2 separate regions of the Mus musculus genome follow, and region 2 is linked to region 1. The links are chromatin contacts, found by Hi-C in ENCODE. All regions are on one chromosome and are shown on one strand. The core of a region is the stretch at or near the end of the contact, and the rest is flanking DNA. Distances in the headings are between cores, read along the strand shown. Region 1 holds the start of Mterf3 (mitochondrial transcription termination factor 3). Region 2 holds the start of Nsun2 (NOL1/NOP2/Sun domain family member 2).

Region 1 (4,377 bases), core at 715-3,214:
AGCTTATACTCACAACACTGGGCTAAGGCAGGAGTAAGGGTTAAAGGGTAGCTTAAGCTATACAGTCTAATCCTATCACAAACAAAAAGAAGGGTAAACACTGAGGACACCATATACCAGGTATTCTACTCAACAGTGCACACACTCATTTAGTCTTCCTAATCCTGAAGTGATTACAAACTCTTTATTCATTTTATAGGCATGGACCCTCACACTGAGAACAAAGTTAAATAACTTCCCTAAAATCACAGCCAGTTTTGAAATCTTGGTTACTCTTGGAAGCCATAATGGTTTGGTGGATAGGGTATGACTCCCCTCTCTTTAAAAAATGTAATTCAGATAATATAAATTATAAGACAGAAATAGGGGTGTGTATGTTGTAGGATCCATTAGCTCCTTGGCTGAGGTCAAGGGGCCACAGATACAATAGCTTTGTAAGGTACGAAATACACAGCTATTAGAAGTGATCTGAACATGTGTGTATATTTTTAGGGGAATAAGAGAGCCATGTTATGTTGTGTGCATTTTATGTGTTTTGTTTAGTGTGGTTAGCATTCTCTAGTCTCTAGATAATACACAACTGCTTGCCACTATCCCCTTTCAGCCAGTATTTTAGAGATGCATGAGAGGGCAGGATGTGCCCCTTGTGGTCAGCGGTAGCCTATAGAGTACAGTACATTGGAAATGATGGGTATTGGCTTGTGCTTCATGGGAGGCATCCACTGGGATGTGTGTCAACAGCGACTGCTGATGCTGTGGCATTGAGGTGGTGTTTGAGACTGGGAGAAGAGTTACATTAGATGACTTTGGGAAATGTATATAAAAGGAAAAACAGTGTGGTGCACCTCACATGTACATTTGTGTGTGTGCCTGGTAATACTGAATGCCAGAGGATTTTTCTGTGTATGGTGTGTGTTTTATGTGTGTAGTGTGAGTTGAAGGAGGTTCAATCATGAAATGGTTCATGCCATTTGCTGGAGACAGACCACGGATGAGTGGTTAGAGATCAGAGCCTTCTGATAGTGACAGAGAACGATACAGAGCAAGGGGTGTGGATCACCCAGCTAGGTGACCTGCATGAGTTCCTGGTGTGGTCCGACGTAGTGAATGAGAAAGATGGGATTTGGACATGAGGGGTGGCAGGTGGAAAAGTAGGCGGAGAGGACTGTAAGCCACGCGGTAGGCAGAGGAGCTGTGTGGCCCTTGTGTCCCCGAGCTTGCACGCGTGGAACAGCTACTCACTTCCTTACCACCAGCCACACCTGGCCACCCTCCCCTCTACTGCTTCTCGGTCTGTCGTCTCTGTCCTCCTCTCCCCGGCGCTCCGCGCGACTCCAGGCCAGACTTACCTGGTGAAGGCGAAGTACATGAGGCTGATGATGGTGAAGCTGAGCAGGGTGATGGTGTGCGGCCGGTAGAAGAAGTCTATGGTGATGTCCTCCACTTGCTGCTCGTTGATCATGCGGAAATGCATCCTGTAGTTCACATCATCCTTGCTCAGAGTCCTGCTCCCCACGCAGGACGCCATAGTTCTTCTCCCCGTCCTGCCGCGGCCCCGGAGGCCCCGGCCCTAGAAGGCTGGGACCCCGGCAGCGACGGACCGCAGCAGCGAAGGTGCCTGACGCTGGGGCGGGGTCTGGCACCCTGAGAAGGGTGCTAGCCCAGGGAAGGACCCGCGCGCGAGGGCGGGGTCGCGGCGCCACCACCGCGTCCCGGAGCAGGGGGAGAAGGCAGCCTGAAGAAGCAGCCTAGTAGGGCGACATCGTAGAGCTCTCACCCTCCCCACATTACGGCGGAGTGACTGATCCTGGGAACGCGGCGACCAGCTCCAGGGCCTGCAAACCCCAGGCCAGCTCTGTCCCGGTCCCCCGCGGCGTCCCTTCCCGCGCCGCCGCAGATGGTCTCGCCCATTCGCAGCGCAGCCCACGTGGGGGGCGGTGCCGGCCTAGCGTGGCGAATCGCCGGCTTGCGAAGCTACGGTGCACCGTATCCCCGGCGTAGGTTGCACGGTCGCTGTGAAGCAGGAGCGCGAGACCGCCGCCCGGCCGGATTACTGTCCGGCCTACCTGTACCCAGCAGCGTCCGGGAGCCTCGCGGCTTGGTAGGTATCGGTGACCCGGAGAGGAGGTTCGGGCTCGATCGGTCGGTACCTAAACCTTGTGGTGGCAACGTCGCCGGGCTTGTTCATCAGCTTCAGACTAAGGCCCCGAGGATGTCCCGGCTTCCTGCGGAAGTCCTTCCCGGATAAAGCCGGTTGGTTAAAGAGTCTAAGGACTGCGGCTGCGCTGCCCAGAGGCCCTTTATTACGAAGTGCATCTTTCATCATCGGAGCTCGGGATTAGTTGTAAAGATTTTGAACCTAGAAAAGCCTGTTTCGGCTCTTGTTCCTATTCCTAACAACAAAACAAGAGTGCCCGGTAACCGCTGAGAGCTGGCGTACCCTACTAATGAACTTGAGAGATTTTAAGGATTTTTTTTTTTCTTTTGCCCTCTTAATGTACATACCGTAAGGCGTTATTCACGAGTGCACATCTTTACTCGTTTCTGAGTCCTTTGTGTCTTTATTTGTCCTGGACTCACTTCCACTCAACAAACTGGAACCCTCCAAACCTCTAGCTTGGTGCTGAAAAGACCCTGGGAAGGTGGGTCTCGAGAGGGGGCGGGACTGTGCTGTCCTTCTGCACAGACTATCAATCATTGACATTGCTGAGACAGCAAATTTATGTGAAAAGGAGTGCACTGGCAAGTAAAAGTGGAGGGTGAACATTATTAGTCTTTAGCACTCAGATCTTTGAATGCAAATAGAATTTAACAGAGTCTACTAAATGTGGAAAGGGTATTGAATTTGATTCTGGACAGACTCTAGAATGAAATTGGGGTTCTGGGAGCTGGTTTGTAAGTACCCTAGAGCCCTTATTGTAATCCCCAACATTATAAAAAGTACTTTGATGCTGAGAGTGGACCAGTGTTTTTTTCTAGAATAGCATACGTAAAAGCATGTGGAGAATAGTGTCTGAACCTCCATCATCGTGGGCTACAGTGACATATCCAGTCTTGACTGTCAGGACCCCCACTTGTAGATTGGACCTGCCTGGCTGTGCTGAAGTTTCTCTCGAAGCTTGGTCTTGTCTAGGTGGCACAACTTAGTTCCTACTTTAACTATTTTGGAGATGAGAGGGAGTTTGAGGGGAAAATTGGCAGGCTTGGAAGCCCCTTTCCAACTAAAGTTTAGCAAAAATTGCCTATTCCACAAGGTTATTGCCAACACCGCCTTCCTATACCACTTCAGAAGGAAAGATTTGCCCTTGTATTATTCTTAGCAAGCATCCCCCAACTATAACAAGAGATTAAACTCTCAAATGTTTCTTCCTATTCAGGACATAAAACTATCTGAATCCTCTGGCTAGAGAAACAGAACACAACGGCATAAGTAAGAGTTAATTGACAGTTACAGGTTTTTTGTCTGTTTAGTTGAGAATACTGCTGGCTAACATTTATTGAGCACTTTCCATTTATTCATTTATTTGAGCCGTGTCACACTTGTAGAACTTTGAGCAATCTTGCCTCAGGCTTCTGAGTGCTAGGATTACAGGCATGACCTCCCCACTCCACGCTCCTTTATAGTGATTATTTTAATTAATATTTAGGTATTGTACTCAGTTCTTTCTGCTGTTTTGGTTTTGGAGTTGGTTACTTGTTTGGGTTTTATTCTTTTTCTTTTCTTTTAGGCAGTCTCACTACATTGTTCCTGCTTGACTTGAGCTTTCAGTGCAACATCTGTGTCTCAGGAGGAGAATTCTAGGAGGCCTTCACTCCCGGCCCAGCTGCTCCCTATTTTGACCCTTTTTGTTTGAAAGACTTTTTTTTTTTCCAAGCATAATTTTACCAAACCAATTTTGTTCAAGTCTGTTTTGAAGAACTGGGTCTCAGACTCGGTCAACAGTTTCACTGTTTTATTTAGGAATGTGACTCATTTAAGACGGTGGTTTTCTTTTCATTTACCTTTTGACTAATTTATAACCATAAGATATATTTTAATAACTCAGTATTATAGTAATCTGCAACATATTTTCTAAATATACTTCAAACCATAGGTTTTTTGTTTGTTTGTTTGTTTTGTTTTGTTTTTTCGAGACAGGGTTTCTCTGTATAGCCCTGGCTGTCCTGGAACTCACTTTGTAGACCAGGCTGGCCTCGAACTCAGAAATCCACCTGCCTCTGCCTCCCAAGTGCTGGGATTAAAGGCTTGCGCCACCATGCCCAGCTGATAGTTTCCTTTTTTTTTTTTTTAAAGATTTATTTATTTATTTATTATATGTAAGTACACTGTAGCTGTCTTCAGACCCTCCAGAAGAGGGCATCAGATTTTGTTACGGA
Region 2 (4,377 bases), core at 548-3,047, 2.7 Mb before region 1:
ACTCAGGAACATCAAGGAGGAAGCTGGACCCAAGACCAATTAACCAAACTCATTAACTCAATTAACTGCGAGTCACTGATGAACATGTGTACCCCAACCTCATGTTAATAAAAGCACTACAGGAAAGAACATTAAGATGCTTGAAAAGAGGCAGATGATGGGGGCTGGGGAGACGTCTCAGTGGTTAAGAGCACTGGCTGCTCTTCCAGACCAGAGGTCCTGCGTTGAATTCTCAGCAACCACATGGTAATGGGATCCAGTGCCCTCTTCTGATGTGCCTGAAGACAGCCTCCCTGCACTCGTATACATACATACATAAATCTAATAAGGCAGATGATGCTGGTACATGGATTTAATCCACCCAGCAGAGGCAGGTGGATCTGAGTTTGAGACTAACCTTGTCTACAGGTTTCAGAACACCCAGAAATCCTGTCTCGGAAAACAGACAAACAGATGCTTGAAAAATACATCCAGGGACTAGGTACACGGCTCAGCAGTTAAGAGTACTGTCTGCTCTCTCCCTCCCAGAGGTCCTTCCCAGCAACCACATGGTGGCTCACAACCATCTGTAATGAGTCCTGTAATGCCTTCTGGTGTGTCTGAATACAGTGTACTTATATATAATAAACACGTAAATCTTTATAAGAAGAAAAAAAAAGGAAAGTACAACCAAGCTCTTTAAGCCGACAGTGACTTTAGAGCTGAGAAGTGCATTAAAGGGGGTTGGGGACCTAAGAAACACCCAGCACGAGGAAGCATTCTGTACCCACCAGCTTAGTGGTTGTGGAACTTCAACTTTCTGTCCATCTACTTCCAGGTCCTCCAACTCCTTAAAGTACTTGTTCTTCAAGCAATGGAGAATCTCTTTGGCATGGCTATGGAAAAAAAAAAAAAAGCAAGTTTCACAGTCATCTAAGAAGGTGAGTTGGTAAGATTTAATAGCTTTAAGATTGCCAAGTGTTTTAAACGTAAAACCAGTTCTGAGAAGACGTTCCATAAGCGCTCCGGGGTGTGCAGACTTTTTAACACCTAGGCCCTGTTAACATCTAAGAAAGCAACACCATCAATTTTCTAACTCCCTCCAGTTCACTGTTCTGTTGGACACACCTTACAAATAAGGTAAAAGCAATACTGCATTTTGTCACAGCTTCAGTTTTTAATTGCCACGAGTCTTGCGGACAACGTACTTTGACGTGCAAGAGAGGCAAAGATTCCTGCTGCTCTGATGGTCCCCCATAGGACCCAAGTCTTTCCCGGGTCGCGTTTTCTATTCATATTCTAATGTCCCACCGAGGACGTTCCTGTGCACTACAGCCCCCAAGTCCACACCTCAGAAAAGACACAGCAAACGTACCTTTTGTACCCAGTGATTCTCAGTGTGGCTGGGAGAGGTTCTCGGAGTGACTCCATGAATTGGTCCCATTCTCCCTCTGGCACGATCTTGAGTTCCTGATAGTAGTGCTCGAAGAGCTTGTTCTCCTTTACGATCTCGGGATAGCCACCTTCCCAGCCCTGCCAGGAAAGCGACAGGTGAGCAAGCTCCGACCGACACCCGCGAACCCGGCCCACGAGCAAGCTCCGCACGCGCGAGCCCACCAGACACCCCTCTCGTCCCCGCGCCTACCGCCTGGCCTCGCTTTCTGCCGCCGTCGCTGGCGTCTTCCTCGCCCTCAGGCTGCGGCGGCTGCTGGAACCGCCGGCCCCGCGCCCGCCGCCCCATGGCCCACGCGGCTGCACACGCGGAGCGCACACAGCGACCCACCAAACCGCACGCACGCTGCACTTCCGGCTGCATCCCGAGGACCCCGCGGCTGGGTCCTAGCAGAGGCAGTCAAAAAATATGCCTGAAAGACACAACATGCTCCCGCCGAGAACTCACGCAAAAAAAAGGGTGGTATTCCTATAGAGAACGTGTTTCCTCAAATCAACCTTAAACGCCACTGAGCGTGAATCTCCCCGTCTTACACAGAGACTCAGGCACCTGCATGGACGACCTGATCGTAGCGCGTGCGCAGAGAGTCATGGAGTGTTGTCCGATCTGTCGCTGTCCGGGTTAGACTGTGGAGGGGCGTGGTTGCAAGTTAGGCGGGGCGGAGCGAGAGTCTGTTTCGAGCGAAGAGGCGGGGTCTTTGCTGTGTAGGCGGGACTTTGTGGGTGATGCGAGGCTCTGGTGCTCCGCTGTGGCGCTGAGGGGGCGGAGCTCCGGCAGAACTTTTCGCGAGCCAAAGGAGCTCTCAGCCAATGTGTGTAGCGCTCCAAGATCGGGCGGGGCTCTGAGGAGCGGGGCTCGAGACTAAGGCGCCCTCCCCCCGAAGAGGCGTGGCTCCCTGTGTGGGCGGGGTTTTACCCAATCGTTCTCTCGTTTGGATTACGGGCGGGAGGGTATCTTCTGGTGGTGCTAGCCTGTGCTCCTGTCTCCGCCCGAGCAGGTGGCTCGCCCCTCCCCTGGGCAGGTACACCCTGCTGGAGCGCTGGCCCTTGTGGGCTGCTCTGCGCCCTCCTCCTGAGCTTATATGTGGCTCCACTTGGACATCCGAGCATGGAGCACGCTGCTCGACCTCAGCTATGGAGTTGGATGAGTTGCGCCTACTGGATGCGCTAGTCTACCTGGAGGGTTTCCTGGCTTTCGTGGCCTTCGTGGGGCTCCAGATGGTGGGCTCTTCCTACGGCCGCTACTCCTCGCAGTGGTCCGGCCGCCGAGTGCCCGCGCGACCTGCCTGGTTCCTACAGGAGCTGCCTTCAATGGCCTGGCCGCTGTACGAGTGCATCCGTCCTGCAGCCGCCCGACTGGGCAACCTGCCTAACCGCGTCCTGCTAGCTATGTTTCTGATCCACTACGTGCAAAGGTAATGGTCTTCCCTCCTGCGCTTGCTCCCGAGGACCCGCGGCTCAGAGACTTAATTCCGAAATACAAAGGATTGTCTAGAAAGGGAGGTAGAAAGGACCGCACAGAAGCGGTGGAAGTTCGTGTCTGGTCAGGGATAGTGGCACAGTGGTCCGGATTTCTTCCCTGCCCATCTGCAGACTCCGCCCTAAGGAGTATCTGCGATGCCATCCAAGCTGCATTTCTACTGTTTCCCCCTTGGGGAATCTATCCCTGGTAGCCTGTCCCATAGCCAGGTGACCTAGCTTCAGCTTGCTAACAACCTACTCTGGAACCACTGTGGACCCCGAATGTGGACTGGAGCAATTTCAGAGATGTTTTGCTTTCTCTGTGTGAGATGGTATGAATCTTTCCCAGGAGGTGTTATGTGAAAAATGTTTTAGTGACCGCCTCAAGTCTTTGGGTTTTCTAATAAACTGGACTGGACTGTCTCTAGGTCTTATCTTTAACTGACCCAACATTTATTAATAACGTTTAAATGTTTTCATCTAGATTCTGAAAAGTGCACAATTAAAAAAAAAAAAGGATGTCTCTATATCTAAGGAAGTTGAGTTCTGTGACATTTGGGACATGGGAAAGTCTCTTATCCTCTCTGATCCTAAAGTATTCATTTCCCAGAGAGGCTGGGAGAATGCATTGTTGTGTTAATAGCCTCTGCTTTCTTAAATCCAGTGAGGAGAAAGAATGAGTTTCTAGATCTATTGCCCAAAGTCCACTGTGGCCACTATGGTACATGAGTTGATTGATCTTTTGCTGTTTTGTTTTGTTTTGTTTGTTTTTTCAAGACCGAGTTTCTCTGTGTAACAGCTTGGCTGTCCTGGAACTTACTTTATAGACCAGACTGGTCTTGAACTTTCAGAGTTCCACCTGCCTTTGCCTCATGAGTGCTGGGATTAAAGATGTGCACCGCCACCATGCAGGGCTGGGGAGTTGATTTTTGACTGATTTCTTGTCAGTATTAATGCAGGCCCTTTATATGAGGGCACAATCAACATACAAGGAAGACTGAGTTCTGTGTAACCCAAATTGTTGATAGAGTATTCCAGAAGCTGAGGAGATGGCTCAGCAGGTGCATAGCCGTTCAAGCCCAAGGACTTGAGTTTGCATCCCACACAAGATTCTGCAATACCAGTGACCCTGTAGGGAAATGAATGCAGAGATGAGAGAACCCCTAGGGCCCAGGAGCTAGGTAAGATGGTGGTATACACAGCAGCGAACAACAGGTAGAAGGTAAATACCGACAGCCGAAGGTGTCTTCTGACCCACATATATGCATCTCTTCTGTGGCATACGCGCATCTCTCTCCGTCCCTCCCTTCCTCCATCCCTCCCTCCCTCCCTCTGCCCCTCTTTTCCTTCCTCTCTCTCACACACAGACACACACAAGTACAAAAAAGATATGGCCTATGAAATAAAGCTGTTATCAAATTGCTTGGTTTATTCTTAAGAAAGGCTGGGACCTTACTGCTGTCTGAATATCCACTGAACTCCTGT

What was found. A loop is a pair of places that touch in the nucleus more often than their neighbours do.
Region 2: a loop to region 1 is called in a map of heart, with 5 times the contacts of the local background. The contact joins the promoter of Nsun2 here to the promoter of Mterf3 in region 1. A Hi-C loop is called at or near these places in 2 of 37 maps with a recorded cell type or tissue (T-helper 2 cell and heart).

The regions. Positions count from the first base shown.
Region 1 is chr13:66,930,659-66,935,035 of GRCm38, reverse strand. It overlaps Mterf3 (mitochondrial transcription termination factor 3), which reads left to right and starts at 1,964. Exons shown (of 8, transcript NM_025547.4): 1 at 1,964-2,101. It overlaps Ptdss1 (phosphatidylserine synthase 1), which reads right to left and starts at 2,206. Exons shown (of 13, transcript NM_008959.3): 1 at 1,350-2,206. The coding sequence starts at 1,528.
Region 2 is chr13:69,609,436-69,613,812 of GRCm38, reverse strand. Nsun2 (NOL1/NOP2/Sun domain family member 2) reads right to left here and starts at 1,797. Exons shown (of 19, transcript NM_145354.5): 1 at 1,625-1,797; 2 at 1,355-1,512; 3 at 771-875. The coding sequence starts at 1,720. Srd5a1 (steroid 5 alpha-reductase 1) reads left to right here and starts at 2,350. Exons shown (of 5, transcript NM_175283.3): 1 at 2,350-2,846. The coding sequence starts at 2,566.